Regions from separate parts of the Mus musculus genome. Here regions 1 and 3 are each linked to region 2. The links are chromatin loops, found by intact Hi-C in ENCODE. Cell type or tissue: left cerebral cortex. All regions are shown on one strand. Each heading gives the region's core, and the rest is flanking DNA. Links, peaks and the distances in the headings are about the cores only.

Region 1 (10,729 bases), core at 1,505-9,504, 350 kb after region 2:
GCTGACTACAAGGTCATACTTGAGAAGGTAAATGTAAGAGGACAGAGATAGAGAACATGTAAAAGGAAAGATTTATTTTTTCTTTCATCTTATCATATAGTAGAAATATTTTATATGATCCTCTGATACATATTAACTGCAGTTACTATTACTAAGGGAGGAAATATCTGAGCAATGTAGAACAGCCACACGAGACACAATGACACTCTCTCAATATTTTGACTAGTTGGATAGAACTCACATAAAGTGAATTTATCCTCTGGATTTTCTAGGCAAATTCCTGACATGTGTTCCTATGTAAGAAATAAAATTGAGCTGTGCTTACTTTCTTTCTGTTTGAATAGCATTCTGATATATTGCCAAGTGATGTGCCCCCTCTACCCCACCCACTTTTAGCTGTCTCAAAGAACAAATGGTACCTATGTTGCTCGGGCAGCTGCAATAAATTACCATAGTCTTGCTGGCTTAAACAACAGATCTTCATTCCTGGCAGTTTTGAAAGTTGAGTAGTCTGCCATCAAGGTTCCAGGGAGTCCTGCTATGCTGTTATTCTTTCCTGCAACTGCTCTTTAATTCCTATTGCTGACTGTTTTGCACTCCATGACCCTGTTATTTTGAGACTTAACCCCTTAACCTCACACAGCTGGGCACTGTGCCACTAGCAATCCTAGCTCAGTTCACTCAACACTCCATTTGGTAACTGAGTCATTTAAGTCAACCATGTGTTCACCAAACGGAGATCTTCCTACCTATACAAATGAAGTAGGACTTCGTCAGGCAGTCCACCTCTTAGAGGTCTAGGAAGGAAATAATCAATATTCCAAGTTTCTGCCAGGAGAACATTCGCACCACACCACTGATTTTGTTTTGACTCTCACAAGGATGTTCATGCTTTACTCATGTTCGATACTTCAATATTACCGAGCAACCCTCAGCACCCACTGAAATCAAGCTATCCTTGTTAATGGAAGCAATTCCAGATGCATAACCTGTCTACAGAGAAAATGGATAGGAGGTCAGGCTTATCTCCTGACTATATCCATGCATCCTTAAAGGTCTATGCAATGACCTAGTCCAAACATGTATAGTAACTATGAAGTCCAATTCTTAGAGTCAAGTCTTAAAGATCCATTTAATCTAATATCTATAATTTACTTATTTAATTTGGTTTACATGCTATGTGACAGGCACTCTTCTAAGTCTTGGGGAAAAACAGTAAAGAAAGGAGACAAAGTGTCCTTGAAGAATTTATGTTTCAAGAGACACATAAAATTTACACTGTAGGCTGGGTGTGGTGGGGCGCACCTTTAATCCCAGCACTTGGGAGGTAGAGGCAGGTGGAGTCACAGTGATGCAGCTTCACCAAAGAGGGCAGGAGGCCTGGTCACAAAGCAAGGTGAACAAAAGTTTTACTGAAGTGGCTAGATAGATGGATACAAGAGGAGACCTCTTGTATCTTCAGCTCCAGGAGATCCAAAGCCATCTTGTGGCTCTTGCAAACACTTATGCATAGAAGATATTCACACATCAAAATAAATCTGTTTTAAAAAGAAGTTTAAACATGTCACAGCCTTTTATATGGAAATTAATTTCTTATTAGCAATAGTAAAGTGGAAATCATTGGCTAAAGAACACTAGGCATGTCTACTCATCATCAGAGGAAAGGACTCTTTTCTCTGTTACGTTATCCCTAGCATACAACAAAGGTCAAGCACATACGAGGTGGGTGGGGAAGGCATATGTGAGTATTTAAGTGAGGTGATGACTAGATATCAACTCTGTCCAGCTGTTATTTTTTCATGAATTGCAGAACCAATCTTCTCTAGGTATCCACCACATGTACTTCAACCATCTCACCAAAGTCTGTTGGTTACTTCAAATTCCTGCATTCTGACAGCCTGTTTTCACCTCTAAATCAGTATGTTGAATTCGAACAAAGACTCATTACTACAAAAAGAAAATAAAATGCATTTAAGCAATGAAGGGAAGAATCTGCCGGCTCTCAGTCTGAAGTGCCTGGCATATTTGTGATTTTGTAATTGCTTGCACAACAAATGCCTCCAGAAGAGTCAAATAATGCATAGACATTCTATATCCTTTAGAGAATTGTGTATCCCTGCCTTATACCTTACATTAGGTTGGCTGGCTTTCATGTGCTAGTTGTAGCACTGTGTGTGCCGCGCTCTGGTTCATCAGAACAGTTCAGTGACTGAGGGTGGTGGTCTTCAGTCCACTCCTGTTCATCCCCCTTCTAATGGCAACATCTCTTTTCCATCCACACGCTATTTGCTTCTCAAACATAATGAAATTGGGTAGGAAGAGAAAAAGAAAGAAAAAAATAGCGACAGACAAGTAGATCAATGGAATAGAATTGAAGACCCAGAAATGAATCCACCTATGGTCACTTGATCTTTGACAAGGGAGCTAAAACCATCCAGTGGAAAAAAGACAGCATTTTCAACAAATGGTGCTGGCACAACTGACGGTTATCATGTAGAAGAATGTGAATTAGTCCATTCTTATCTCATTGTACAAAGCTCAAGTCTAAGTGGATCAAAGACCTCTACATAAAACCAGAGACACTGAAATTTATAGAGGAGAAAGTGGGGCAAAGCCTCGAAGATATGGGCACAGGGGGAAAAAATTGGGAATAGTACTTCTTGAAGATCCAGCAACACCTCTCCTGGGCATATACCCAGAAGATGTTCCAACTGGAAATAAGGACACATGCTCTACTATGTTCATAGCAGCCTTATTTATAATAGCCAGAAGCTGGAAAGAACCCAGGTGTCCCTCAACAGAGGAATGGATGCAGAAAATGTGGTACATTTACATAATGGAGTACTACTCAGCTATTAAAAACAATGAATTTATGAAATACTTAGGCAAATGGATGTATCTGGAGGATATCATCCTGAGTGAGGTAACCCAATCACAAAAGAAGTCACTTCATATGTACCCACTGATAAGTGGATATTAGCCCAGAGATTTAGAATACCCAAAATACAATTTGCAAAAAACAAGAAAATCAAGAAGGAAGACCAATGTGTGGATACTTCATTCCTTCTTAGAATAGGAACAAAATACCCATGAAAGGAGTTACAGAGACAAAGTTTGGAGCTAAGACGAAAGGATGGATCATCGAGAGACTACCTCACCCAGGGATCCATCCCATAATCAGCCACCAAACGCAGACACTATTGCATATGCCAGCAAGATTTTGCTGAAAGGACCCTGATGTAGCTGTCTCGTGTGAGGCTATCCCAGTGCCTAGCAAATACAGAAGTGGATGCTTACAGTCATCTATTGGATGGAACACAGGACCCCCAATGGAGGAGCTATAGAAAGTACCCAAGGACATGAAGGAGTCTGCAACCCTATAGATGGAACAACAATATGCACTAACCAGTACCCCCAGAGCTGGTGTCTCTAGCTGCATATGTAGCAGAAGATGGCCTAGTCGGCCATCATTGAGAAGAGAGACCCCTTGATCTTGCAAACTTTATATTCCCCAGTACAGGGGAAACACCAGGGCCAAGAAGTGGGAGTGGGTGGGTAGGGGAGCAGGGCTGGGGGAGGGTATAGGGGACTTTCGGGACAGCATTTGAAATGTAAATAAAGAAAATATCTAATAAAAAATAAAAAGTACAAAATATCAATCTATCATATTATTTTTAAATCAACCCAGCTGAAGTAGGGGAACCATACATCATTTAATCACCTGTTAGTCTGATGGTCAGCCAAAATAGCTCAGCTCTTCTTTAGCACTGCTCAGGGTCCATCCGTGTCACAGTCACACCAAAGTCTCAACCACTTCCCTAGCATTCAGTTCCAAAGAAGGCTTGATTAACAACCAGCCTGCTAAAGCTGAGTATCTGAGGAAATGTTGTATTGAAATACCGAAGCCTCAGTGCTTAATAAACGCCATCCAGTCTTCTTCCACAAAGCTCAGTACGATAGAACTCTTATATGAACCAGGAAAGCACGTTATATGCAAGTTCAAAATTTCTGTTAAATACTGTTAAGAAATAACCAGTGAAATCATATTGAATAATATATATTAACTTAATATAATAGAAACATTTCATACACATCAAAGCATAAATCTTTTTTTTTTTTTTTACATTATCTTTTGGTGTTGGAGTTTTGAAATCTCACCTGGTGTACACTTGACATAGAGAGCATGCTGGAACTGGCGCTGGATACTCAGAGTCCGTGTTGACTCCTTTATTGGAAAAATGATGCTCTTAAGGGGGTACATTATTAAGATTAGAGGACAAGAAGCAGAATAAGATATTATTTATTATTTAAGTACTTGTAAATTTTTATCTACGAGAGAGAGAGAGAGACAGAGACAGAGAGAGAGAGACAGAGACATAGAGAGAGACAGAGAGAGAGAGAGAGACAGAGAGAGAGAGAGAGAGAGAATTGGGGTATTCTGCTGCTCAGTGCAGGCACCTGGCAACTCACTGGTTGTGTCTATATCACAGCCACAGGTGCTGGCTGGAGTTCGGAAGCTCAGCTGTTACTAGGGGCTTTAACAGATTGACAGCTGCTTTTGAGACCCAAGCTTGAAACTGAGGCTAATAAAGTCCTAGCACAGAACTTGAAGTCTGGTTTGTGGAGACAAGGCCACCATCCTGTGGAATCTCAAGGAACTGCAGTGAAGCAGTCCCCTTGTGTGATTAAGATGTGGAGGGCAGAGTCCTCAATGCATCCACCCTGGGAGAAAGCTGTGGAACATGTGATCAACCTACCTAAGCAGTGTGCAACAAACCTGGAAAAGATCCAGGGAAGGGTCAGAGAAGGGTGATTCCGAGTAAAAGGCAGACTGAAGTTACGAAAATGTGTATGATTAGAATCAACGAGATCATAAAATGTAAGATGAGGACTTGTCCATATCGAGATTTGCTAAAACTAAGGTTGAAGTCTCAAGTATGATATCCAAATCCACGGTTTTTTACCAGGAAATACCTTTAAACCTTTTCACATATTTAGCTTTTAAATAAGCTAAGTGGTGTACGATGCTGTGTTAATGTTTTTGAATAGTCATGCCAGTAAGGCCAATTATCAGGAAGTTTGGAAGTGACAAATTGTCTTCAAAATGCCAAATTGTTTTGGCAATATTAAGAATCTCTGCCTGTTTCTATGGAAATCCCACACTTATCTACCCTCTGGCACCCAAACACTGTTATGTTGTTTACAACATAATGACAGCGTTCCAAAATATTAGAAATGCACAATGTTGGTGCTTGGAATTGTGAAGCTAATAAAATGGTAAGAATATGTGTGCCGAGAAGAACATTCAATATTCAAAATTACGTCTTCAAGGCTTTTTTATTTTAGAAAAAAGAGAAAATTCCCCAAGTACACTGCTATGGTGTCAGATGGATGACATCAAAGATGAGTTATTAACCATGTTTTAGATCCTGTAGCCAAGTTAATGTGGTTATTGGTTGTGGGCAATATAGATTTATCGATTAATGATACATAAAAATATATTGCCCTTAAAAATATAGGGCTGAAATGTTAGGTGTAATGGCTTCTACATGCCATCTAGACAAAGGCTCCTCTTACTTCATGGTTAGTGATAGACTGAAAAATAGTCTGAATTGTTCTGAGTGTTATCAAGCAACCACTCTAGAGTTAAGTTGCTCTTTCTGTATGTTGGGTATTTCTAACACAATATTGTTGATTCTATTCTTCTTGCCCTTGTTATATTTTAATCAATGATATGACTAAGTACTTAGAAAACATAGTTACTGAATTAGTACATGATAAAAAATTGAAGAGTAGCTTACATGACAAATTTCAGAATGAAGTTTTAAAATGATTGTGATGAACCTAATCCAAAATAATGACACTTAATGAAGCTAAGCTGTCTTGTAATATAGGCAAAATAATGACATTTACAACGGGATTGGGAGGACTGTTCTTTGAAAGAGTTTGCATAAAAGTACTCTGGGACTCTAGTTTACTGTAAAGAAAATCCTCCCACTCCGAGGTATACTTTACTTAAATGGAAGTTTGGATCCCCCAATGAAATTTGGTGGCAGATGATCTCTGAGGGAAAGACATGTGGACACCAAAATAGAGCAGATGAAAAGAGGGCTTCAGTGAGCCAGGGGCTGCCAATCTGATGAGACTTTTATAGCCTATCTTTCATTTTCCTGCTTTTTGAAATGAACATCCCAGAACAACAAAGGCATTCATTGACCTGTGGTAATTTCCATCTCCCAAATTTTATTCTGGCTTTCTATACATCTCTCTTTTCCATCAACTCATTCTGAAGTTCTTTGCTTTCACTTTCCCTATGTTAATATTTCTAGGGAGGAGGATGGGAGGAGGGAAGCCTTAACTTCCCTAAAGCCTTGAGGGCTGACTGGGGTTGCAAGTCATTTTATAAACCAGCAGTTTTTTCTAGTTCTGTGATAATAAAATAATCTCTGTTTCAGGTGTGAGGTTTATGCATCCATGTTGACTGGACCTGTGATCTGACTCTCTCTCCCTCTTTCCCTTTCTGCCTCTCTCTCTCTCTCTCTCCCTCTCTCTCTCTCTCTCTCTCATTTATAATCTTCCAAGAAACAGAGAAAATATTTAAATGTTTATAAAACTATTTATATTTGGAGGGGATATCAGTGAGGAAAGTGTCTTGGTTGCTTATTTCTCTCTGCAAAGAATATTTCTAACGTTTAAGGGCATTTTCATTTCAGCGTGAAAGAAGACACACACAGCACACACACACACACACACACACACACACACACACACACACACATGCACACCCTCTGAACAGCTAAGCAGGCTTACCATAGAATCAGTGGGTTGTTGTTTAAAACACAGTTTCTACCTAAACCACAGCTTGTCCCAAATTACTTTTTTCCCTCCTCTTCTTACCTTGACTGCTGAGTCCATCCTACATTCTGTGCATGAATTGCCTAGGCAATGAAGATGTATAATCAATCACTGGCTGGAAGGAGATGAGGAGATCCTTCAGGAAGAGCTGGCTAATCCCCAAGGTAAGGCTCTGAGGAGACTGAGGGCTGGTCAGAGAAACACTCTCTATTGCTCATAAGACAGGGGGACACATTTTCCTCCTCATCCAGGTCATACCAACAGTTCTAATTTGGATCCTGGGCTAATGCTATAAGAGTTAGTTAACCAAGAATCTGAAACTAGATAGCCCAGGGTCCTAGGGTAAAACCAAATACTATGATTCTACTAAAACCATGTAGCAATAAAAGGACTCTTAATGACCTTCTGTTCTACTCATAGATCAGGGCCTTGCTTAGCCATCATCAAAGAAATTTTCTCCTGCAGAAGAGAGATGCTAACACAGAGATCTACAGAGAGACAGCCAGACATGACACAGACACTGAGAGACCTTGGAACACTCAGCCAAAATGGGAAAATTCTCTCAAATTCCTTCCCTCAGGGTTAGGGAAATCTTGTGGAAGAGGAGGCAGAAAAGAGTATAAGAGCCAGAGGCGATGGAGATCACCAAGGTAACAAGGGCATTCAAAACAGAACAGGTCTGAGGTGCATGTGAACTCAGTGACAGAAGCCACATGTACGGGGACTGCATGAGACTATAACAGATGGGGTCCTAGATCTGAAAGGAGTAGGTACACATGCCCCATGCCTGACCCAGAAGCTAACTCCGACGAATAATTACTTGAAAGTAAAAATTTAGTTTTCTCCAAGGAAGGCTCACTGGGAAAATTACTCTTATGGGCAGGCTGCATGCGCAGCAGTAGATGGCCAATATAGCATTAACTCAGCAACTTCTTTGGTGGTTCCTTGTCTCATAATGTCAGGTTGGGGCCCCTTATTGTTTTAAATTGTGTCATATATATATATATATATATATATATATATATATATATATATATAATGTTTTGTCCTATTCTGAGGTGTTACTTTTTGTTTTATCTTACTTTAGTATAATCTCTCAGACTCCTGTTTCTTTTCTAATGAAAGCTGAGTGGATCTGGATGTCAGCAGTGGGGAAGAACTGGGAGTAGAGGGAGGGGAAACCATAATCAAGGTCTGATATAGAAAAAACCCACACATCTATTTTCAATTAAAGGAAAAATAGTAAGATTAATTTAGGAGTTATTTTATTTCTAAAGTGTTTTTGATTATTTTTGAAGGTCTAATGAAATCTAGATGCATTTTCCACATTGTTAACTCTTACTCATGATAATATTTATTTTTTATCAATATTTATTTTAATTTTAGTTTTTGATAAGCTTTGTTTATCAAAGCTTTGTTTGAAAAGAAATATTTACAATCATTCCTTATTAAACTACCAAACATACAAGTGATTTCTTTTATGAGATATTGCTATATAGCTTATGTAAGATTCAAACTCATCAGCCTCTTACCTCAGACTTGTCAAGATCTGGCAGTACAGGTCCTCCATTATGCCCATATCACCAAGGACTCTTGCACTTTTATTTTTCAATATTATAAAATAATTATATCATTTCCCCATTCTTTTTCTTCCTTCCAAACTATCCCATATACTCCTCACTACTTATATATCTTATACTTATATACTTAAATATCATATACGAGTGTAGTAAAATTATTTGGGGGTTTCCACCCCACTGTTGATTATTCGGTTCCCAAGCAGAAGACACATCACCTTTATACTTACAACAAGCTTTTAAGCGTTAGAGCTGGGCAGATATCAACCCTCTAAGTTATTTTGTCTACATCCCTGTCAATAATTCCATGATAAAACTTGTCTCATTTTGCCTGGGCTGCTCTTATTCCAACTGGCCAGCCTTCATGGCCATGTCTCCATTATTCATGTATCCCACAGAATCTTCTCCTCTGTCTTCATCTCTCAAGGTTGGGAACATAAGCATTACCTACCTCTCTTCTGGCCAGCTACAGGCCATAGGCATCTTTATTCAACCATAGTTGTTTGTTTGTTTTTCCGAGACAGGGTTTCTCTGTGTAGCCCTGGCTGTCCTGGAACTCACTTTGTAGACCAGACTGGCCTCCAACTCAGAAATCTGCTTACCTCCTGAGTGCTGGGATTAAAGGCGTGCACCACCACAGCCTGGCCGGTTTTGTTTTTTGTTTGTTTGTTTGTTTTTTTAAGGTGCAAGGTCACACAGCTTCACTTGTTGTATTGTGAGGATCTCCTTGACCCTGAGGCAAACAGGGCCAATATTTAGCATTACAATACATAGCAACAGACACAACCTCAACAATTCCCAGCTTTTGTCTAAATAAAAAGACTCTTGCTCTTATAATAATAAATAACATATAGCAGTAACAATTATGAAACAATTATGATAATTATTAGGTAAGAGTTACATTCAAAAAGTCTAGTCTGTATTTGGAAACTCAGGAGAAGGTATTTTATTATCTACTATCTTGATGAGTTCAGAGTTCTGTATCTAAATAATTTTCTATCATAACTTGTATTATATTAGCATCCTAAAAATATCTTCTTACACCTAGAACATCTTCTTATATCCTGAACAACCTAAGCTTATAGTAAAATTATGACTATCTAGTTTTCAACTCCATCAAAGACCTGAGAAGAAGCGAATATTACCTGAATATGCAGGAAGCTCAGGGATGCAGATTCCAAAAATTATAGAAAGGACAGAGACAGCTGACTGCCTGGACAGTCCCCAATAGTCTCTAAAATATTGCAGCAGCATCTTCATCCTTTTGGCCCAGAATATCCGAAAGACCTTTTGTAAAGCAGGGAATAAGGACTTGCTTGCTCTTGCTTGGCAGAGTTTGGCAGTCGACTTCCCTGAATCTGTCTCTTTTGGACAGCATTCTGTCTGCAGATGAAGTTAGGGCATTTCCTTTGTCTGATGGCTAGCTTGCCACAATTGAACCAACTCCATATGGAGGTTCTTGAGGCTCATCATCTTTCAAGTGGAATGAGGGGCTGTCAGGAATTGACATAGTTTAATGTCAAAAGGTCTTAAATTAAAAAAAAAAATGCCATATTCTCTGTGAGTCTCTGAGGGCTTTGAAGACCATCTATCCATAGCACATCTGAACAAGGAAACATTGCTTGTCTCCTGCTACTTATCTGTTAAACCCAGGATGCATATCTTGGTACTAGAATTTTTCTTTGAAACACGGATATTGGCATTGTGTTGCACTGGCATTGGAAGATAAACTGTCAATCATCAATGATCTAATGAACTGCACAGATAATTCTCAAAAAAAGGAAACACAACTCACCAGTAAATATTTTTAAAACAGTCTTCAACATCCTTAAAAGCTAGGAAATGAATATTAACTACTTTACAGTCTCATCTCTCTCAGAGTGGCCATAATCAAGAATAGCAAGGAGAGCATGCACTAAAGAAGATGTGGGGCAGGGGACTATGCAGACTACTGGTGGGAGGGGAAAGTAATAATCACATTGAAAGAAAGTCTGGAAATTTCTCAAAAGCAAAGAAATAGAACTACCAGATGATCTGGCTATACTGTTCCTGGGCAAATACCCAACGAACTCTGTAGCCTACTACAAAGACATTTGTATAACCATGTTCATTGCTGTTCTATTCGCAGTAACTAGGGAATTGAATCAGTATAAATGTCTGTCAAGAGATGAATGGACAATACAAATGTTGTACTATTTGCAGTGGAATTTAATTTGAATGATAAAATCATAACATATTGATGGAAGTAGAAAATTATATTGAACAAGATCGTCCAAGCCTAGTCAATCAAATACCAC
Region 2 (10,729 bases), core at 1,612-9,611:
GAGGAGAGTCACGGGGAAATCTTTGCTCTCTGTGTCTGTCATTTCAAAGCACTCACCATGCCAGAGAGAGGTTGGGTGATCATTCGCCAAGTTCCGATGTTATAATAGAATTTTACTAGCTCCCTATATTAAGAATTACATCCTCTGGCGATTATTCTTTGTGGTGTCAGCAGCTCCCAGGATGACCGTTTAATGAAAGGTGAAACTCATTATGAATCTTAGCTACAGTTGCCTCCCTTATCTTACAAGCTGCTTTACCTTCCTTTGTGACTTCAGCCTCCCACACTCTTCTTCTTTAAGTTTCAGTGACAACTAGATAGAACCTGACACGTCTGTTGACCTGGGCTCAAAAGTTTTTTTTTTTTTTTTTTTAAATTCAAATCCATATGCATAGCCTACTTACCATCCCTAAGCTGCAGATCTTTACTGATTAGGGTGCCTCCCCTCTTCCAGCCCCTCCCAAGTAGCCATCCCTGCTGGGACCCCCCCCTCCTCCTCTCTCCTTTGTTTTATGTTCTAGGCAGACACATATTCCAAGAAGCACAGGGTTAGGTCCTGCAGTACTGAAGCCTTCTCTTCAGGCAGGTAACTATTTTGAAAGATGAGGTTTCAGTACTTACAGGACAGGAAGGGAGCCAAGCCCCTTGTCCCATGTGAGACAATTATGGAGCTTGAGATAAAATCCCAAAGAAAATTGAAAAATAATAGAAGAATAGAAAGGTGAAAGGTTGATCTGTCAGGAAAATAAACAGAAAACAGGCTTCAAGACACAGGAGGAAGCTGAATTTTAAGAAGAGACTGCACAATTAACAACCATTTGTGACCAAGAAACAATGGTGTCTTCAAAAAAGCAATTTAAATGGGGGAAACCAAACCAAACCAAACCAAACCAAACCAAACCAACCAACCCAGGGTGGTGAGTGGAACCCAGTCATGCTGTGAGGAACTGCTGATTTTAATTTATCAGATTCAATCCCAGCATTCAGTGTCGGTGAGCTTCTTGGTGCTGTTGTCTGTCGCCTGCCCCTCTGATACACAGCTGACCTGCTTCCTCTGCTGTGTCCAGTCTGGTCCTTTCTTCTGTCTTCTCATCATGCACACCACCGTTAATCACTACTACACAAGACTGTTCCTTTTCTTCTTAGGCACTTGATCTGTGTTCCTGACTTCACTTGTCATGTTGTTCCATGGAGTTTACAAATACATGAGTTTCTTTTTGTTTTGTTTTGTTTTGTTTTGGGTTTTGTTTTTTTTGTTTGTTTGTTTGTTTGTTTTTCCGAGACAGGATTTCTCTGAATAGCCCAGGCTGTCCTGGAACTCACTTTGTAGACCAGGCTGGCCTTGAACTCAGAAATCCACCTGCCTCTGCCTCCCAAGTGCTGGGATTAAAGGCGTGTGCCACCACCACCCGGCTGTACGTGAGTTTCTTGTGCTCGGGGCGATAGTTGTGTCTACAGTGAGAGCAATGTGCTTGGTGTTGGAGCACTTCATAGGTTCGTCATTCTTTTCCTTGTTAGCATCTGATGTTCTGTCAGCAGGAATAAAAGCTTTTAACTAGCCACCTTAAATCAACTTGATTTTACTTCATTCCTCCATGTTAAAGTGAGGCGTCTGTGTAGGCAGAGGAGGTTTCTGGAATGTTTATCCCATGTGATTGCTGGTTCGGAATGTGGAGATTTCAGATTTTCATACATGCATGAGTATTTTGCCTGTATTCAATGTGCAGGCCTGGTGGTGAAAGAAGCCAGAGGACAGCACGGGATCCCCTGCAACAGTTGTGAGCCACCATGTGGGTGCTAAGAGTGGAGCCCAGGGACTCCAGAAGAGCAGCCAGCGTTCTTAATTGTGGAGCCCTCTCTGAAACCTCTGGAATGTGAGACTTATTATTGCATGGAGGCAGAATTAACACAGAGAGACAGCCTAGTGACTCTGTGTGGGGCAAACTGCAAGCTTTAAGTAAAAGGAGTGTAATTCTCCAACATGCTGGACACACGTTTGACACGAGGTATGGAGCCTTCGGTTAGTGAACACATCACTGGATACTGTCAGTATTCTGCCCGAGCGGTGACACCACTCAAGGAGGAATCACAGAGGGAATATTTTTGGTGGCAGCTGCTCACATATTAACCATGTGAAGTATGCAACATATTCTGTAATATGTAGAAATGTATTATTTTGGAGAAAAGGTTTTAGGCTTCAATATCAGTTATTTTGTTTTTATATTAATAAAATATACAATTCCATATCCAGTTCCAAAACGCATTTGGAAGTGGATATGGAAAAATGTGGCTTTTCTACTGTTTCTGTGGCATTATTAAATCTGTAAAGACAACTATTGTGATATCTAAGGTTCCTCAAAGTCGGTGGTGTAGTAGTTCAGACCACTGCTGTCCATGGGCATTATGGTTAAACCACATTTGTAGTTTGACTTTTTCTAGAAGGCATTTTTAAGAACAACATTGAAAAGTAGTAGGCAAATTTTGTTTCATATTTCCTTTACATTTTATAGAAAACACCACAGCATGCAAGATGTAACTTACTGTGAACCATTTTACATGCTATCTTAGTCAGGGTTTTTATTCTTCACAAACATCATGACCAAGAAGCAAGTTGGGGAGGAAAGGGTTTATTCGGCTTACACTTCCATTCTGCTGTTCATCACCAAGGAAGTCAGGAATGGAACTCAAGCAGGTCAGGGAGCAGGAGCTGATGCAGAGGCCATGGAGGGATGTTCTTTACTGGCTTGCTTCCCCTGGCTTGCGCAGCCTTCTCTCTTATAGAACCAAGACTACCAGCCCAGAGATGGTCCCACCCACAAGGGGCCCTTCCCCCGTGATCACTAATTGAGAAAATGCCTTTCAGTTGTATCTCATGGAGGCATTTCCTCAACTGAAGCTCCTTTCTCTGTGATAATCCCAGCTGTGTCAAGTTGACACAAAACTAGCCAGGACACATGCTATTTACAGTGCCTTTGCAGTCTGACTGATACAGTAGGTATGCAGCCATCCAGTTTGGATCTGCCATTCAGTGGCCAGTGGCTTTGTCTCTAGGTCGCACAGATGTGGTCTCTTTGCACCTGACTTGCCCAGGTCAGAGGCACATAGGTACAGGTGTTGGGTGGTGTGATTCCCTCTTTGATCCCTGTGCTGAAATAAAACCCAGATTAACACGTGAGCGTCCTGAAACATTCATGCTCACAATAAAAGACTTATTAGAAATTATCACTCTTTGGCAAAATTATACCTATGTGTCTTTTTTCTTGGTTATACCATACTGCCAGACATCTAGTGCTGCTTACTCTGCTCATACGTGGAAGAGCAAGTGGACTCGGCCACTTCTGCTGCACGCACCCCTACTATGGCTCCTTGTGCAATAGCCTGTGACCTCTGCCCATCTGGGTCTTGACTCAGAGAAACTAGGCGAGACCATCCAGCTCACTGTTAGCGATTCTAGTGTCTTGTTAAAAATCTTCAATTAGATTGACATTTGCCCTTCATTTCACACTTCCTGTTCATTTGGCTTTCCTAGATTAAGAGTAGTAGATGGCCCCTAATTCTGAACGGGTAGGACTGCAGGTCAGAAATTATAGAAAAAAGACAAATTAGACAGGACCATGGTAGGGCCTAGTTGATCATGTGAAACCCTGTCCTCCCTTGATTTCTGTCCCCCACCCCCGTATTTTCCCTTCTACGAGAAAGCACATGCTATGACTTCTGCATGCATTTATCAGTAGAAGGGAGTGGATAGATATCCAAATATCTATACTTTATTTTGTCTTTATTTTTTTCTTGCTTAGTGATAATCATATTTCTTCAGATAGTGTGGTAAGTTATACAATTAAAATTAAATCATAGGTTAAAAGTTAAGGATATAAAGCACTAAAAGGAAATGGTAGTTTACTTCTTCCTTGGCATCTGTGCGTGACTTGTTTCAAGAGTCCTTATAGATACCAACTTGTCTGATGCACAGTCCTTGATATAAAATGATGTAACATTTCTGTGGGGACCTACATGCATTCTTGTATATACCACACACCATCTTTAGACTTGGCCCCCTTATGCTATGGAAATAGCTTCGTTTTTAGGGAAACGTGACCAGAAGGAAACGTGCACCTGCAGTGTAGACATGAATGTTTGCTTGGAAACTTCAGTCCAAGCAATGACTTAAGTCATTGATAAGGAACCTCTAGACACAGAGGGCTAGGGATGGCTGTACCTGTCCACTGTTGTGCCTTGCTTTTCTGTGAGAGTGGAGGGATGTACGTACCATTCTCCACCAAGGTGGGCTTCGTTCTTTTCTGCCTGTTCTGTCAGAGGAAAATGTCAGTTCACTGTCATCCACACTCCTCAGCCCTGTCCATTGTCAGTGCACCGTGGAAGGCAAATATCACTCGGTGTCCTTCTGTGACAGCTCGAGCTGAGAGCAGGCAGGTGGTGGCAGCATTGGCCAGCTGCTGCTGCTGCATCGTGCCTGCTCAGGCAAGAGGCAACGCAGGAGGACTCAGTTCTCAAGCTGCCAGTCCTGATGGTCCTGAAGGGCAGAGCGGGGAAGCTGGGAATGTGTTGGTTCAGTCTGGATAATGTTCTTCACCAGTGGGAGGAAATAATTGGAATGGGACTAGTGGGCTGGCACAGATAATTTGGGGGAACATTAAAGCCGGATAAAACAGAGAACCTATTTGAGAGCCTGTAATCTGAAATCTGGGATCGTGAAAAGAGCAGGCTTCTGATAACAACCTGGGAGGTCGAGCCCTCCCCACTCCCCCAGCTTTGAGGCCTGAAGATCCTTTGCATACTTTTGTTTTGCTTTTATAAGGACAAGCACGTAGGACGTTACCCGTGATCCCCCAATTTTCCTGCTATGGCAGCACATTTGTGCCCATCTCTTTTGGATGGCCTGTTTCAGTTGCAGGAAAGTTGACTCCTGGTTTTATCTATGGTTTACAAAAGACAGACTTCCCGGTGTGAAGACAGGCAAGGGTATGGTAGTTTGCATTTCTTAGTTGTCAGGCATGTGCAAAGCAAGGTCTGCACGTCCAGTAGAGAAAATGACACTGGCATGCAGTCACCGTTACTCTCCACTTTACAGAAGAGGAAGGGGTGTGCTTAGTGACTGGTCCACTCACTCCAGTACCCATGGGAGCTTGGTTCCAATGCCAGCGTCTCCTTCTGGATCCTGTGCTCTCTGCCCCGCTACGGTGCTGCCTTATGCTGTCATATGCATGCACAGGCACAAGCAGATACGTCCACGTACATAGTACACAAATGCGCATCCAGTTTGTGTGTAAAGACATCTTCGTGTGAAAGTCTGAAGAAGTGTACTTTGTCCTTGAAGATGAGGGTACAAGATCCTCAAAGTCCCCAAGGCTCTGTGTAGAGCTGAGTGCAGATGAAGCCCATCCCTTGGGAACCACTCTTTTAGAAAGCAAGACAGCAGCTAAGCCTGAGAAGATTTGATTGGCAGCTGCCAAACCCATCACAGGCAGTCGCAGGACTCCTTTCTTGGTGGCTAATCCTCTTGCTTTTCCATCTCTTTCAGTGTGAGCTTTCAAGTGACTTAGAGTTTTTCTTTGTAGGCTCATGTTCAGAGGCGGTTGTTTGATGTTCGCTTTCGATCTCTGTTTCGTTTCCTCACAGAGTATTTTAAGACTTATCAGACTAGAATTGTGTCTGCTGTGGGTGGTGAAAGCTTCCATGCTAGAAACACATCCCTGGGTTTGTGGGAGATTGGCCTAACTGTTTACCAGACAGAGGCTCTCTCAGTTTCTTCCAGACATACCAAGTTACAGTCCCGGGGCCGGGCCTCAGGCAGTGGGCATCTGTACTCTGTTCCAACCTTCTTTCCCCCTGCCTAGAGAACACTGGTACCAGTACAGCCTCTAGCCAGCAGGGGGCTGCTTTCATCCCTCATTACTAGACAGACAGCAGACTGGATTCCTCCACTGCCCCAAGGTTTTCTTTACCTCACCTTTAATGCCCTGTGTTTTGTTGATGGACAAGAAGATGTCTTTCTCAGCTCTCTCTTCTATTACTGCTGTGTTTACAGTAAGATCAGATGTTGTAAGGGTGAACTAATATAAATATCTTCCCAAGGAAAGAGAGATATAGGCAAATTAAAATAAGAACAATCTCTCATTTAAATCTAGAAAAATAAAAAGAGTGAGGACGGGCGACTCAGAGAAGTTTGGGGGGGGAAGCATCCAATATTCTTCTCTGGATGCATTGTTGAATTAGATTCTGAGTTCTATTGCATGTCTGCAGCTCTGGTTTCTCTTAGTGCTGTCTGCATCTGTGTTTATCATTCTGGATGCTTGTGACCTTTCTATGACCCTCCACAAGCTTCCTACAGTTTCCCAGTTCTTTCAGCTTTCATTGTGCTTAGCTGTGCTTTTAGTAGCAAGGAAACAGTGTTTGGCACAGCCACGAGAGCCGACTTATCACCTGGACCACTTGACTGGCACGGTGTGAGCAAAAAGAGCTAAAGAAATCCAGGTCACAATCTAAGGATGGTCCAGGAATGGCTTCTTAACACTTAGGAAGATCTGTGTTTGTAGTGTGTCACATGTAGTGAATTTTGGAGCTTTCTCTACATCCAGAGATGTCAAAAATCACATATTGCTGCCTCTAAGATAGTCAGGCCATTCCCAGTACCAGGTTTGGTATTATTGAGTTAGTAGTTTTTCGGTTTTAGAAACGGAACTTAGGGAGGTCTTGGGGCATGCCAGCAGGAGATTTCCCATTGAGCTACACCCCACTCACCTCTTTATTTTGTTTTGTCCTGAGATAGGGCTTCACAAATTGCCTAGGTTGGCCTCACTCACCATCCTCCTCCCTCAGCCTCCTGAGAAGTTTGGAACTGTGAGCTTGTGCTGGTAGGCCTTGCGATCCTCACCTCCTTATGAAAACTTATTCCTCTGCGGCACTAAAAATGCTGGCCTCACTAACTGGTGTTAGTCTTACCTCGTTATGAACGGCAGTTCTCATGTATAAATGATGCGATGCTAATGCCGCTCTATCATTCAACTCCCTTACAAAGTGGAAACTAAAATTAAACTATCTTACGGAGTCTTTTTATGTTGGCATATAGTAATGGCTTCGTCTTGACATTTTTGAAGTTCAATAATGTGATGTTGCTCGGGGATAGCATAGAGATTGTAATCAGTGTACCATCCTCTGCCAGCGTGAACTCTGAGGGCAGCCATTTTGTCTTATCCAGCATAGCCCAGCTCATTAATCTCGTTATTTCAGCCGTTCTGCTCTGTTGTGCATGTAGTTGGTGGTGCTCATTAAATGCAGTGCTAGCATGTTGTTAAAAGAAAACCCCATGACACTCATACAAGTATAGACTAAAACATGTCACTGTTTTGCTGAGCTCTGGAATGGAACACTTAAAGGATAAGGCTCATCTGTCAGAGAATAGGAGAAGAATTTTAAGTGGCTTATAGTAGGATTTCCCCCCCCCTCCGCCCCAAATTTGGGGTAGAATGGGTTAATATGCAACCGGAACTGAAGTCATAACCTTTAACATAATCTCTTCTTGACATGTGTCATCTGTACTTCCACCATGTAAGCCATAGTTGAAAATTATTAGGGAGACCTATGTATGGAACGTGGGTCTGTGTGACATCCTAAAGACATGTAGGTTTCTTTTTTGCTATGCTGAGGTTAGGAGCTGTTTGTTTGTATTGTAATATGGCTAAATTCAAAGGATTTTTTTCTTCTAGAACACAGATTAAGCGGGGCTTGTGATCCTAGTATGTACTTTCTGTTTAGATTTATCTGAGACATTAAGTCCATGCACAGTCTTGTCTCCATAGTGAATCATAAAAGAGATTTTTAGGGACAATTAGGAAAACTACGAGTTTCCAAAATGATGCTGTGGAGGGTGGTCATGCAACGAGGGCCTGTATCGGCCATAGACCAGTGTTCAGTCTTTAGATGCGTTGTGGTTTAAGCTGTACACGGCCCTGTGAAGTAGGTCTCATTATCTCATTTTGAAAATCAAATAAATTAGTCTCTGTAAAGTTATGCAGCTTAATCAAGGTTCTGTAGCCTGTATGAGCTGCATTGGAATTTAGTCTGATTCTGAGTTTTATATTCTCTCTGGTACTCTGTTCTATTACCCCATCTAAATGACCTTAAATTCCCCTAAATTTTAAAGTATCATTCTAGATAAACATGCAGATTTATGAGTCCCCATTTGATTATATAATAAAGCATGCATAAAGTGGTCTTTTTTCCTATTTAAGGTTTGACCATTTTGAAAGCACTTGAAGTAAGCAGGCTTTCTGTTGTCTGACCACTGTATTAAACATGTGTTTTAAGCATTCTGACCTTTCCAAGCCTCCTCAATTTCCTTCCTGGTGACTTATTGTCTTTCTCTTCTCCCTTCTGGCCCCCAATGTGTCTGTAGGTGGGCTGGATCCTCTCCATCCTGGACGAGCTGCAGCTGAGCCCACAGCCTCCTGTGGGGGTGCTTCCACTGGGGACTGGGAATGACCTGGCTCGGACGCTCAACTGGGGAGGGGTAAGAACTGGAGGCGGCTGCCCTTAGCATAGAGGAGCAAGCCAGACCTGCAGATCACTCTGTGCTCGCCCCTAGAAGCAGTAAGCTACTGCTGTCAGAGGGACAAGTTAGAAGTGGGACTCAAATGGCCTGTTTCTTTGTCATTTCTTCACTTTAGACTTAGAATCATCCAGGGAGGAGGGGTTGAGTGTGAAGAAAACACATGGTTAGTGCACAGATAGGTTGAGTGTTGAAGTATCTACCAGGGCATGGCCAATGGGTCAGTCTCAAGTGGTCATGAGAAGCAGTTCTGCCAATCTCCGGTCACCCTGACCCTCAGCCCTGGCCATAATGGCAAATCTGCTTTAGAATTAAGGCTTATCCTTTGAATCAGTCACTACTTCTTTTGAACATGGAGGTTTACTGATGATCCTTATTGTAGCTTTGATGAGACTGGTATCTTGATTGTCCCTCCCATTGCGTACCATTCTCTGGAAGGTGTGAGGGAAGCCCCACCTGTTGCTAACTGGCCATTTCATGTATATATCTATCTTGTACTAAACTAAAAGAAGCCACCAGACACTAACATGCCAGCCCAGAAGCTATTGGTACTAAAAGCTGATGGAGGCAGTCATTTCTATTCAGTGGTGTAGTCCCTGGTAAATAGCTCAGCCCCAGTTAATGACCCCACATTCACACTCAACCAGGGAATTCCAGTTTAGCTCAGTGAACCATTAAGAAGAAGATGTGGGAGCTGAAGAGGGATAGTTGTAAGGAGGAAGCTTTGATGAGGAGGGCATGAAAACAGGTAACAGGATAATAGGGGAATATGATCAAAATACAGTATATAGGTGTACGAAATTGTGGGAGAATAAATCCAAATATTCTTTAAAAAATAATTAATGTCCATTGCTAGCTCCCTAGATCCCTCTTATTAGGTTTTTGCTTGACATCTGTTTCATATGACAAGGATCTTCATGGTCACTCTATGTGACAGATCCATAGCAGACACTGATTTGGCCCTTAACCGAGTTAACTTATCTTTTGTTATTCTTGTTATATTTTGCCTTACCTTTTTCTCTTTTTAAGTGGCTGGTATAAAAATAAATGTACTACCCAAATCCAGTATTTGACTACCTAGAATAACCATGCTGTCACAAACACTCCTTCAGTAGAGGGCTGTTCTCCTCGTCCCTGCTTCTCAGGCTGACTTGCCTCAGGCCACAGATGGGTGGTATCCTAACACAAGATCAGCTATTGGTCCCTCCCTTTTACCCCTGCCCACACACTTATGGGTGCTCCCAAATTCCTCCAGCAAGAGGCTTGGGAATCTTGCTGTTCACTCCAGTAAGCATAGTTATCCAGCATGACCCTCACTGGCTCTTGCTGACTGCAAGGAGTTCCTCAGCTCAGGTCAGGCAAAACTAGTGCCTTCCTTGAAACATTATCTTAAAGCACGTAGAGGGGAAAGTCATTCACTCTTCCAGCTTTGATGGCTTAAAAGCAGTGGGACTATGACTGACCACGTCCTGCCTTGTTGGGGCACCCACTGCAGGGCTTTCTGACCCAGACAGCAAGGGTCTGTGCTCTGATTCTGTCCGTAGGGTTACACCGATGAGCCTGTTTCTAAGATCCTGTGCCAGGTGGAAGATGGGACCATTGTACAGTTGGATCGCTGGAACCTCCACGTAGAGAGAAACCCAGACCTGCCGCCCGAAGAACTTGAAGATGGCGTGTGTAAGGTTAGACAGCTCTTCCTTTGGGGACCGGAGTGGTGTCTTAGCTGTTAAGAGTGCTCACTGCTCCTGCAGAGGACAGGAGTTCAGTTCCTGGCACTCATATTGGCTGCTTCACAGTTATCTGGTACTCCAGCTCTAGGGAATCTGCCCCCCTCTTTTGATTTCTGTAGACCCTGGCTTATATGTGCACATACACACATATATGCATGCAAATCAATAAAAATAGAAATAAACTTAAGGTGGGGGAGACTCCTTCCACTGATGGAGCCCTGGGCATCTGCTTGAGCCGTGAGACATACATTTCAGGATACCACTCATGGGCCCTGCCTTCTAGAAGATAACAGGATAGCTCTGGGTCTCTGGCTCCTAGGGCTGAGCATACTGTCACCAGCTCCCTCTCTGAATGCTCCCTACAGAGCCTTCAGGACTCAGATATTTTACTTGTTCCAGAGCTATGGGACCTGTTCTCTGTCTTCAGCTCCACA
Region 3 (10,729 bases), core at 1,420-9,419, 220 kb after region 2:
CTGTTGGTGCCCCAACATTTGCTGTCAGCTCTGAAAAGGTGGCTGTGAAACTCATTGTATCCAGTCCTGGTTGGCTTTGGGCCCAGCATACAGTGGGATTTCTGGCCAATGGCCCCGTACAGTGGAAAGGCTGGCGCCTGGCCCAGGGATTAGAGAACTTTCATTTCTTTGTCTCATTGATATTAGTCACAGAATCTCTCTTTTCATGCACAACCCAGACCCATGTGGGGCGGTGCAGGGCAGGGGGGTGGGGTGGGTAGAAGCAGAAATTGCTGCAAACTGAGCTAGGACTAAGGAAAGTGTCCATTTCTAACTTGCTTATCCAACATCTGTATCTATTTTGTTATGCACATTTACCAGGAAATGGATAAGATGGTTCTTGAAAGAAAAACTGCTTTAGAGATATAAGAAGCTATAAATCAATCTTGAATAAACAAAGAAGTCAGTATGTTTGGCTTTATCCCCTCCCTTCTGACTCTGCTTTCTAAATTTCTCTCTATCACATTCTCCCACTTTAAGGAATTAATGACTATCCTGATATTTTATCTCGAAGAATAATTTGGTGAGCATAATTTATGGGGACATTTCCTTCATCGCCCCCTTTGTCTTTCCCTGTGTGTTTGCAGCCACATGTAATGCATTTGTTGAGAGTTTTCTCGATTCCTTGCATTGCAGACTCCATCCATGTAATGACATCTTGGAGCCACGTTCTGTTTGAATCCTGGAAAATGCTGTGCTGAATATCATAGGGTAAAGTTGGTTTCAAATAATAATAGGGTCTTAAATATTCATGACTAGTGGAAACTGAAAATTGTTTCCAAAATCAAACTGGGATGATGAATCACCCACAAGCAACTGATTTGGCAGTAAACCAGAGAGCCCCAGCAGCCATAACCAAATGTCTCCAGTTTGTATTTCTTTGCCTGATTCCCCTAAACATGTTTGGGTACATGGATAAAGATTAATGACTTAAAGAACATCAAAATTCAGTATACATTATAACCTTGCCTGTTTTCATTACCTTGCAAAACTGCCATTAGTATGTAAAATCCAGTTTACTTGGGCATGACATTTTCTGCCATCCATGGAGAGGCAGAGGAAATTGTGTAAAAACTCCCAAATTAAAAGAAACAACCAACCAAAAACCCCAATTACCTCCATGATAAGTTACCACTGTCCCCATTAGGAGATTTCACCTAAGATTCCTGTGAAATGGGAACAATGACGGTCATCTTCATACAGGTCATGGTGTGTGCTAAATGATGAATACATGGGAAAATTCTGCAAACTTACAGGATTCCGAGGAACAGCATCGTTGCCACGCTTGATCATCTAACACAGCAGTTAGTCCCCACCTTCCTAATGCTAAATCCCTTAAATACAGCTCCTTATGTTGTGGGGACCCCCAATCATAACAATTATTTTCCTTGTTACTTCAATCTGCCAGTTATGAATCATAATGTAAACATCTGACACTTCTGATGTTCTTAGGCGAGCCATGTGAAAGAGTTGTTTGAATCCCCCAAAGGGGTCATAACCCACCAGTTGAGAAACACTGATAGGAGAAGACTGTAAGGATTGGAAGTCAAAGTAAGAGGTACTTTTGTGGACACATCTTCTTTAGGGATGTCTAATTCCCCACAGTTATGAAATATCAAATCCCAACACTTAATGGAAAGTTAAAAGCTGCTAGTCTCACCTGTCAGAGAAAAAAATGAAGGTCCAGAGCCATTGCTCTTTTACCTAAAGTCAGAACATGTTCCACAGCAGAGCAAGGAGACTTGGCTGCTCATTTTTGACCCTCTTCCTGTGTCTGCATTCCTTCCAACTGACAACCATTTGTTTGACTCAGTAAGTAGTGATCTTGAGAAGTGATATTGATGCTCAGGCTGCTCTATGGGCGGGGTCATGGTAGAAGCATGCCGTGGTGAAGGAGGAATCGGGCAGGAGGCAGTGTTCAGAGGCCACAGAGAAGTGTCACTGGCTTTGATAGAAACAGCACACTAGGCTCTATAAAGACATATGTGTATTAGGAAGGACCAGATTTTAGATGCTGTTTTCCAAGTACATTATATCCTGATGCTATGGAAGTTCAGATTCACAAATGGAAGCCTGACGATATACCAACCACTTTTTGCATTTTTATCCTTTTAGGCTGCTGTCTCCATGTTTTCTACATATGCCAAATTTGCCTCTCTACATATGATTTGCATTAAGTCAATCTGGAGCTTGGAGTGTTCCCATGTCTTTGTGTTATCAATAGCAAAGGCAGTTTCAATACCCACCGCAAAATAGACTTCATGATACTCCCAACCCCTCTGCTTGAGGCTATCCTGTCTCCTTATGTTTATCCTAAGGTTTGGTGGCTTTTCCTTTTAACTGATGGAGCAGTCTTTTGATTTAAAGTCAAAATCATGTGTTAGTAATGTGTCATCTTTTGGCAGGCAGGGCCTGTCACTCTGGGTGAGTCAGTCGTGGGACATAACGGACACCCTTGATAACTGTGCTGCTTAGAGACTTTTTGTTTTGTTTTTGTTTTGATTTGTCAGCTTGACTGAATAATTTTGGAAGAGGACATTTCAATTGAGAAACTGCCCCCATCAGACTGGCCAATGGCAATTCTGTAGAGCACTTTATCAATTAATAATTGATAAGGGAGGGTTGAGCCCACTACAGTCTTTGATACCATTCCTCCATGGCCTCTGGTCCATGGCCAAGCATTCCTCTGCTTCGGTTCCTGCCTCCAGGTTCCTGCCTTGAGTTCCTGTATGGTTTTCCTAAGGGAAGAGCTATGATATACTCACTGAAACAAATCCTTTCCTCTTCCAAGCTGGCTTTGGTCATCATTTTATCACAGTAACAGAGAACTAAACTACAGTTACATTCTTCCTTGTTGACTGTCAATTCACTAGCTCTCAATGTTAGACACTAAAATCTAGTTTTTGAAATAAGTAAATAAAAGTGAATAGTTCAAGTGAAGCTGCTACTTGTCAACATCCTAGAACACGGTTTTGTTGCTGCAGTTGTTGAAAGGGAATGTATGTCCTTAAAATGAATCAACTTCAAAAACAGAATGAATGAAAAAACACCAACACTTAGCACATGCAATGTGACATGAGTGTTGGCTTAGGCCTGCCAGCTGGAACTGAGAAATGATTCAGAATTAGCAACTGGTCCGTTGAAGAGGTGGCTGCATAGGACATTTTTCAAAAGTCATTAAGCTGTGAAGTTAAAATAGATTCATTTGAATCTTAAAGGACATGTTACTTCATAATGTATATATATTTTTCTTTACACACAGTCTCTACTTAATGCAGTGTTTGGCCCAGAATTTAATGTGATAATTAAAACAAACAAACAAACAAACCCACAACTCTCTATTGTAGTTAACTATGTACAATCAAATGAACCTATTTTAACTTTACAGCTTGATGACATTTTGAAAAATGTCCTACATAGCCACCACATTGACAGACTCTTTGCTATTCTGATTGTTTCTCCTGACTTCCAACTGTCAAGGCCAAGCAAACACTGATGTCTCTTTTAGCCACATAGATTGAAATTTCTTTTTGTAGAATATCAGATATTAGAGTCACAGTGCATGTGCTAAGTGTTGAAATTCTTCTCATTCATTATGCTTTTAAAATTAATTCACTTTGTTGCATTGCTAGCTGTTGTTTATTGTGGAATAATATTCAATAGCTGTACGACATTTTAATGATACATCATCTGCCTCTTGTTTTGAGCTATGATGAATAAAGATGCTATGGACATTTATGCACAAATCTTTCTGTATGACATATTTTTCTCTTGAGCGGCTACCTAACAATGAAAAGTCTAATGTTAAAGCCTGACTATATGCTAGATTCATACTTAATTTATAAGAAGCTGCCATACTGTCTCTCAGAGTGGTTGTGTTGTTTTTTTAGGGTTGGCAGTCTTTAAATGGTAGTTCTTTGCTGGTAAGTGCAGTTAAAAGCTCATTAGAGTTTTAGTTTGCATTTCTGAGATGGATCAAATATAATTAGATATTTTTCAGGTACTTATGGGCATTTATCTATTCTCCCTTAAGGTTGTCCAAATCATTTGCCCAGTTTTCAGAGCATTGATTGTCTCCTCCTTCCTCTTCTTCCTCCTCTTCTTCCTCCCCCTCCTCCCCCTCCTCCTCTCCCCCTTCCTCCTTCTCTCCCCTTCTTCTTCTTCTTTTGGTTTTTCAAGACAAGGTTTCTCTGTATAGCCCTGGCTGTCCTGGAACTCACTCTGTAGAACAGGCTGGCCTCGAACTCAGAAATCCTCCTGCCTCTACGTCCCGAGTGCTGGGATTAAAGGCATGCGCCACCACGCCCGGCAACTGACTTCTGATTATGAGATATTGAGAGTTTTATGAGATATTTAAGAAAATCCCAGGTTATAATTTTGTCACACATATATTCTGGGAACATTTATTTATACTTCCAGAATTACTTTGTTGTTTTTCTTGGTTACTTTTAAAAAAGATTTATTTATTTGTATTTAATATGTAAGGGTGTTTTGCCTGTATGTATGTCCATGTACCAGATGCACTGGTGACACCTACAGATGTAAGAAGGCATCTGATGCTCTGACATTGGAGTTACAAATGGTGGTGAGCCATTATATAGCATACACATAATCCTGCACTATGTAACACCACTGATCTGTGTTTTCCCCTGTAACTTGGATTTTGCTGTGTAGTCATGACAGGTAACCAAAGGCGATGGCAGTAGCATTAGTTGTTTTGGAGACTTCTGGGGCCTTTCTGACTATAACGCTCAGGCCTTGAATGAAGTGCGAAAGTACAAAGTGGTGCACCCAGAATGTTTTCTGCTTTCTGCAGACCATAAAATGTAGTGACAGTGGCCTCACATTCCTGGTGACACACACTGAGCTGTTTGGTCCTTCCTTCACCACCATGATGGACTAAAATCTCCCAACCATAGGCCAAATAAACTTCTCACTTAAGTTGCTCTTGCCAGGTACTTGGCCATGCTGATGAGATAAGCATTTGAATTTGACATGAAATCAAACTTTGCTATACAGTTTTATACGGTTTATAAATTGCCTACATTGACACGATGATATGGACTTTAGCTGTCACAGCCATGTTCATGGGATTGTTCTTCTGTGGATTTTGTTGTTTTATGATGTGGGATCTGGGGCTTGGAGAGATGACTCAGCTGGAAAAGTGCCTTTCTCAAGAGCACAAGGACACAAGCTTGAACCCCTAGAGCCCACACTGAGGCTGGGGTGGTGGTGGTGCAGTCCTGTAAGCCCAGCATGGGGTAAGCTGAGAAAGGTGAATCTGTGAAGCTCATTGGCCAGAGAGCCTGGGTGAACTGATAAGCTTCAGGTTTGTTGAGAGAGAACTTGTTTCTAAAACTAAAGGTGGAACATAGTCAAGGACAAAGCCCCAGCAGTGTCCATGGACCTTCACAGGAAAGCATAGCTGTACATTACGTGTTCATATGTCCACACTGACAAGAACACACAATAAGGACAACACACACGCACATTCACACACACACACACACACACACACACACACACACACACACACTGGGTATTTTGGACCTGATGTTTTCTGTCTGTTTGAGTGATACCCCTGATGACACTTGTTCTTCTGTGTTGCTTTGACAGTCTGGAAGCTATTGTCTACAGTTTTCTGTAAGGAAGGACCAAAAGGCTTGGGGGGCGCTATCTCAAGCTACTTAGATTAATCAGCGACTGACTGGTATGATTTTAATATGTGAAACATATAGGCTAAATTTTTCTTAAGTAGTTAATTCCAGATATTTTTCACAGGGTGAAAGTCTAAGGAATACAATCTGCTTATTTGGTCACTTAGCCTGATAGACAATGCTGGCAAAGAGAAGAGGCAGGATTCAAAAAGCAACTAACCACACAATATATTTCGTTAGACATGTTCCTGGGACTGCCTTCGAGTTGTGGTAGCTTGATGAATTTCCTTTGCATTCCAGGGAGATGGGTTAAGCGGAGAGTGGTAACTGAGAATCCAAACACCTCGGTCAAGCGGAATGTCCAGGAAATCTGCTGCCTCCTGGTATCTGTCACTGAGGGATTGGTGGCCTCGTTTTCCAAACAACTGTAAGCCATAACAGTTTCCCTGGTTTCAAATCACCTCCCATTAATTGCATGTTAGCCTGGTAATGTGTGTACCAGGGGTCATTCATTTCACCTGCAGAGGCTGAGCAAGGCAGAGAAGCCAGTAATGTTGGGAGCTTTGAAGAGCAAGAGCTTTTGGAGTTAGTTTCTCCCAGCAGGAGGGCAGGAGGAGAAATTTAGTCATGGAAGAATCACAGAACCTCCTACTGGGGACTCTGGGTATATTCTTGCTCTCCTGTGCTGAGTCTGCACCCCAGCTGAGGGACCCTGTGAAACCAGTCAGAGTTTGTCGTTTCTCAGTGGCACCTGTGCCATTTGGAGTAAAGTTCAGTTGCTTACAGTGGAAGTAGCCTCCCATGAGCTGAGCCTTCTGCTAACTCTCCAGCTGGGCTAGTTGGCACCCTTTTTGCTTGGAAGCTCTTCTTGGTTTTTACATGACCACTTTCCTCCATATTTTTAGGTCACCACTCAAAATTTAATCTCTGAAATTTATGTCTCCCAACAGCATATGTTTTCAAGCCGCTAACCACATTATTTTGTCCCTGATTTTAATTTGTTAATGGAGAACATACATACGTTTTCTGCACATCAATATTTTAACATTTTTCTTCAGGGTTCTATCCAGTCAAATACTTAAGTGCTTACCAACAATAGACAAGTGAGAGAAATAAATAGAAATCTGGAATCAATATTCCTATGACTTGTGAACTTGAAGTAGGGCATCTCAGGAGGCGCTAATAGTGTTTTATTTAAGCGTTAGCGAAAATACTCTGTTGACTTAAAGTGCAACGTATTGACTTGTTATAGATTTGTACTTATGAAAAGAAATACTCTTTTTGTGTTTTCCATGTTTTCAAAATACCATGGAAAATAATGTCACCAGTGCTTCTCAGTCTTGACCCTATTTAGATTTTGGGAGAACTAATTTGTGTGTGAGTGAGTATTGTCCATATGTTAAGGCAGGCTCACATGTGTGCATACCCACACCCATGCATGTGTGTATGTATATGTGTGCATGAGGTTAGAAGACGATATCACTTGAGCTTACTGATTTGGGTAAACTAGCTAATCAATGTTTTCCAAGAAGCCCCTGATCCTGCTTCCCAAGTGCTGGGATTACAGGCTTACAAATAGACCACCAAGCATGCCTAAGTTGTTTTGTGAGTCCTAGGGATTCAAACTCCAGCCCTATACTTACATAGAAAGCACTGTATTCACTGAGCCATAGAGAGGTGTCTATAGGATGTTTAAGTAGCATTCTATTCACCAGAGGACTGACGGGATATGTCCTATCTTCCCTCAAGTGGTGATAACTGAAAACGACTCCAGACATTACCAACTGTCTCCTAGAGGATAAAACTGCTCTCACTTGAGAACCACAGATGTAATTAATTTTTACATATACCTTTTTAATCAAAATGTTATATGTTGAAGCAGCAAATGAGATAGAACTGACATCATGAGACTCTCATGCTTGCTTTACCAACACCAGAAACAAGCACCATAATTAATCTGGCATGGTCTACTGAACTGACAGTAGGAATATGCTAAAGATGAAGATAAAATTAAGGGGCAAAAAGGAAAGTCTTTCTGTCATCTTCTTAGCTCACTGTGGAACTGTAGGAAATGGTGAACTTTTCTCACAGTAAAGAAAGCTTATGAGTAGTTCATGATGTACACAGGTGACACCAGATGAACACTCACATGGACTGTTTCATGGCAAAGATGAACTTTCAAACAGGGATGTGCATAGCCTGGGAGTTGGTCTTGAGGAAGGCATGTGCAATTTGTGTGTGGAAAGGTGGTTTAGCAGAAGAGACTGTAAAGAATACAGATCAGGTGTAAATGTGAATTTCTGTCCATTTTTTCGTTGGAGGGCGGGGTGGGGGGAGGGGCAGAAACGAAGATTAGTGGACTAAAAGCTCTACTCCTGCAGGGTCACCTTTGTCCCTCGATTACTCTTGGACATTGGTACAGGTAACAGCCAATAGAAGACTCCTAGTCCTTAAAACCACTTGCCATAACCAATGGCTGTAATTTTAGGAAAGGAGTGGTCTTAAGATGTGAGGGCTTAAAACACCCTACGGAATCCATAGGATCTGTAAGTTGAGTTGAAGAGATGTATCTTTGGTGAGAAATTGGAGCCAGTTTTATAATTTGACCGTGTTTGGGCAAATTGGGGTTTTACTCCATCTTTTCTGGTCAGTTTCTATGTGTGACTCAAAACTGTCACTTTGCTCTCCTTGGTTAAAGGAGAGGAAGGTCTCAGGAAGCCAGGAAGCCCACTCTAATTCTTACAAACCCCAGAGCTTGAGCCACACTGATTACCCCCCTGTGTTCTTTGCCAAGAGCATGCCACAAAATATGTGACCCGAAGGCATCGAAGAAGCCAAGAATGGAAAAATTCCCTAAAGGAAAGTGACATTTAATTGGGAAATTTCAGAGATCTGTCACTCCTAGTGACAACCCAGAAAAAACTGCTTTGCAGCTTTGTGACTGGAGGTGAGCTGCAACTGTCAGCTGAAGTTAGCAGGGACTCCCTGCAGGGAGGCCTTTAGGGGCGGAGAGCAAGGGACAGCTGCCTTTGCACATGGCTCCCCCAATCTCGAATAGAATATCGTGTGTGTGTGTGTGTGTGTGTGTGTGTGTGTGTGTGTGTGTGTGTGTGTGTGTGTGTTTAAAGCTGTACCAAAACTGTAGTTTAAAATGCTGTCAATTTTCCAATTAAGATATCCAGCTTGATAAGCCGAGCTATGGACCCATGGGAGGGGGAGAAAAACATGGTTCTTGGGAGTTTGTACAAAAAATATGGTGCTGGGTGGGTGCTAAGAACAAACGGTCTTATAACCCATGGTCTTTCTACACAGATCCGTTTGGGGAAAGACTGCCCCCAGAGTAGCCTGCTTTTCATAAGCTTCCCAATCAGATTTCGGGGGCAAAGCACTCCCCTCCTCCCTCGCACAGCCTGCTTCTTCTCTCTGCCCTCTCTCGTCCCTCCCATTCTCTATTTCCCTCCCCGGCAGGGTGTAGTTGAGTGAAGGCAGGATCAGGTTCCCCGCCTACCCGTCCAAATATCCCGCCAAGGAAGCCCCAGAGCACAAGAAAACCCAAAGTGGAGAGAGGGGAAGAAAGAAAGCACTGAGTCATCCATCCAGAAGGGGGGAGAGCAGAGCGCAGCCGCCCAGGCAGGAGCATCAGCCAGCGATACCTGGAGTCTGCAGAAACCTCGCCCGCACTTTGCAACAAAGGCAGCCAGCTAGTCAGCGAGGACCTCTGCAAGCCAAAGTAAGTGCAAGATACCCTGTGGTTTTCTCCAAAGGGTCTCTGGTGCAGTGTGCCTACCCCCCAAAGCCACTTTTCTGGTAGCCTGCAGTACGTGGAGGGGGTTGGAGCAGGAGAGAGGCTGCCTGGAGTCCGCTAAATAGGACTGCTTTTAAAAACGGACTTGCTCCAGAAGGCAAAACAGCCGAAAGGAAATTTTGGGGGGAATGAGCTAAGTAACCTAGCATGTGCTTGGATGGGAAGAAGGAAAGCAGCTTTTGGGCTGTGGAGAGTGCATGGGGACCGAATTCCTGCTACCTGCCAGAGCATGCAAAGCGCGGGAGAGGGCACATTTGTGCTCTTTGTAAAACCTGGAGCTTTGGTGGGTGTGTCTGGCCCAGTAGGCATGAGAGAGAAGAAAGGGTGTATCAGTAGACAGGTCTCATTTCCTACCTCCACTTCTCAGGTTGCCCTAGAGCTTGCCAACTGCCAATTGCTGCCCGCTCTAGGTGTGGTACATGCCTGGCAGCCTGCCCCTCCTGTGTCTGCTGATGGAGAAACATCTCCGCCAGAGCAGCCTGCACTCCCTAGCCTGCCCACGAGCCCAGAAACGCTTCTAGAAACAGTTCAGTCCAAAGTTTCAAAGGCACACTTTGGAGTCTACCTTTGCTTGGTTGGGATGCCAACTGGCATAGAAGCACTTACGTTTTCAGTTGTATCCAAATAAGCCAGGGTTGTGGTAAAGACGAGTTTGGCAGACACCCGGAATTTCTGAGGTGATATTCCAGTTGTTTCCATAATATATTTTGAGAAGAAAAGTCACTTCTTTTGTGCATAAAACATAACCTTTCCTCTCTTCTAAAATATGTGTGTGTGCATGCGCACACACACATGCACACACACACGCACACACACACACACACACACACACTTCTATGGGATCTGATGTGGCATATAAATACAAGAGCACACATGTAACTCACATACAGATTGCTAACTAGTTCTTGTCTCCTTAGTAATAAGGACTTTGGAGCTGTAGGAGCAGAGCGAGACTTCAGAAGTAGAGTGGGTGCCTCACAGAAGGAATGCACACTTCAGGGGAGAACAAAGTAACAGAGTTCTAGTGGGTCAGCATCTTTCCTCTTGAAACTACCAGGCATAGTTTAAAAAGTGTGTGTGTGTGTGTGTGTGTGTGTGTGTGTGTGTGTGTGTGTGTGTGTGGTGTGTGTGTGTTGGAAGGAAGGGCCTGGGAGGCACTTCAGGAACTACCAAAGAAAAGCTTTTGAACTAACAACATAATGGAGCAATTTCACGATCCCAGGCAAAC

The links. Peaks named below come from ENCODE experiments on the same cell type or tissue, not always from the same donor. Only the 100,000 strongest peaks of a DNase experiment are listed, where the experiment ranks them.
Region 1: a loop joins it to region 2, with 9 times the contacts of the local background. A loop is called at or near these places in 21 of 42 quality-filtered maps.
Region 3: a loop joins it to region 2, with 2.8 times the contacts of the local background. A loop is called at or near these places in 3 of 42 quality-filtered maps.

What each region holds. Positions count from the first base shown.
Region 1 is chr6:36,685,573-36,696,301 of GRCm38, reverse strand. No RefSeq gene overlaps it. Among named protein-coding and RNA genes, the nearest start is that of Ptn, 120 kb to the left of the region's middle. In left cerebral cortex, for the core only: a CTCF peak has its summit at 4,648; a DNase peak (open chromatin) is centred at 4,654.
Region 2 is chr6:37,032,381-37,043,109 of GRCm38, reverse strand. Dgki (diacylglycerol kinase, iota) reads left to right here. Exons shown (of 34, transcript NM_001081206.2): 13 at 8,413-8,526; 14 at 10,110-10,247. Among named protein-coding and RNA genes, the nearest start is that of Gm52857, 130 kb to the right of the region's middle. In left cerebral cortex, for the core only: CTCF peaks have their summits at 4,421 and 5,883 (motif pointing right); DNase peaks (open chromatin) are centred at 4,435 and 5,720; H3K27ac peaks cover 369 bases.
Region 3 is chr6:36,808,591-36,819,319 of GRCm38, reverse strand. Ptn (pleiotrophin) reads left to right here and starts at 9,141. Exons shown (of 5, transcript NM_008973.3): 1 at 9,141-9,426. In left cerebral cortex, for the core only: CTCF peaks have their summits at 6,355 and 9,241; DNase peaks (open chromatin) are centred at 3,127, 8,702 and 9,200; H3K4me3 peaks cover 590 bases; H3K27ac peaks cover 1,945 bases.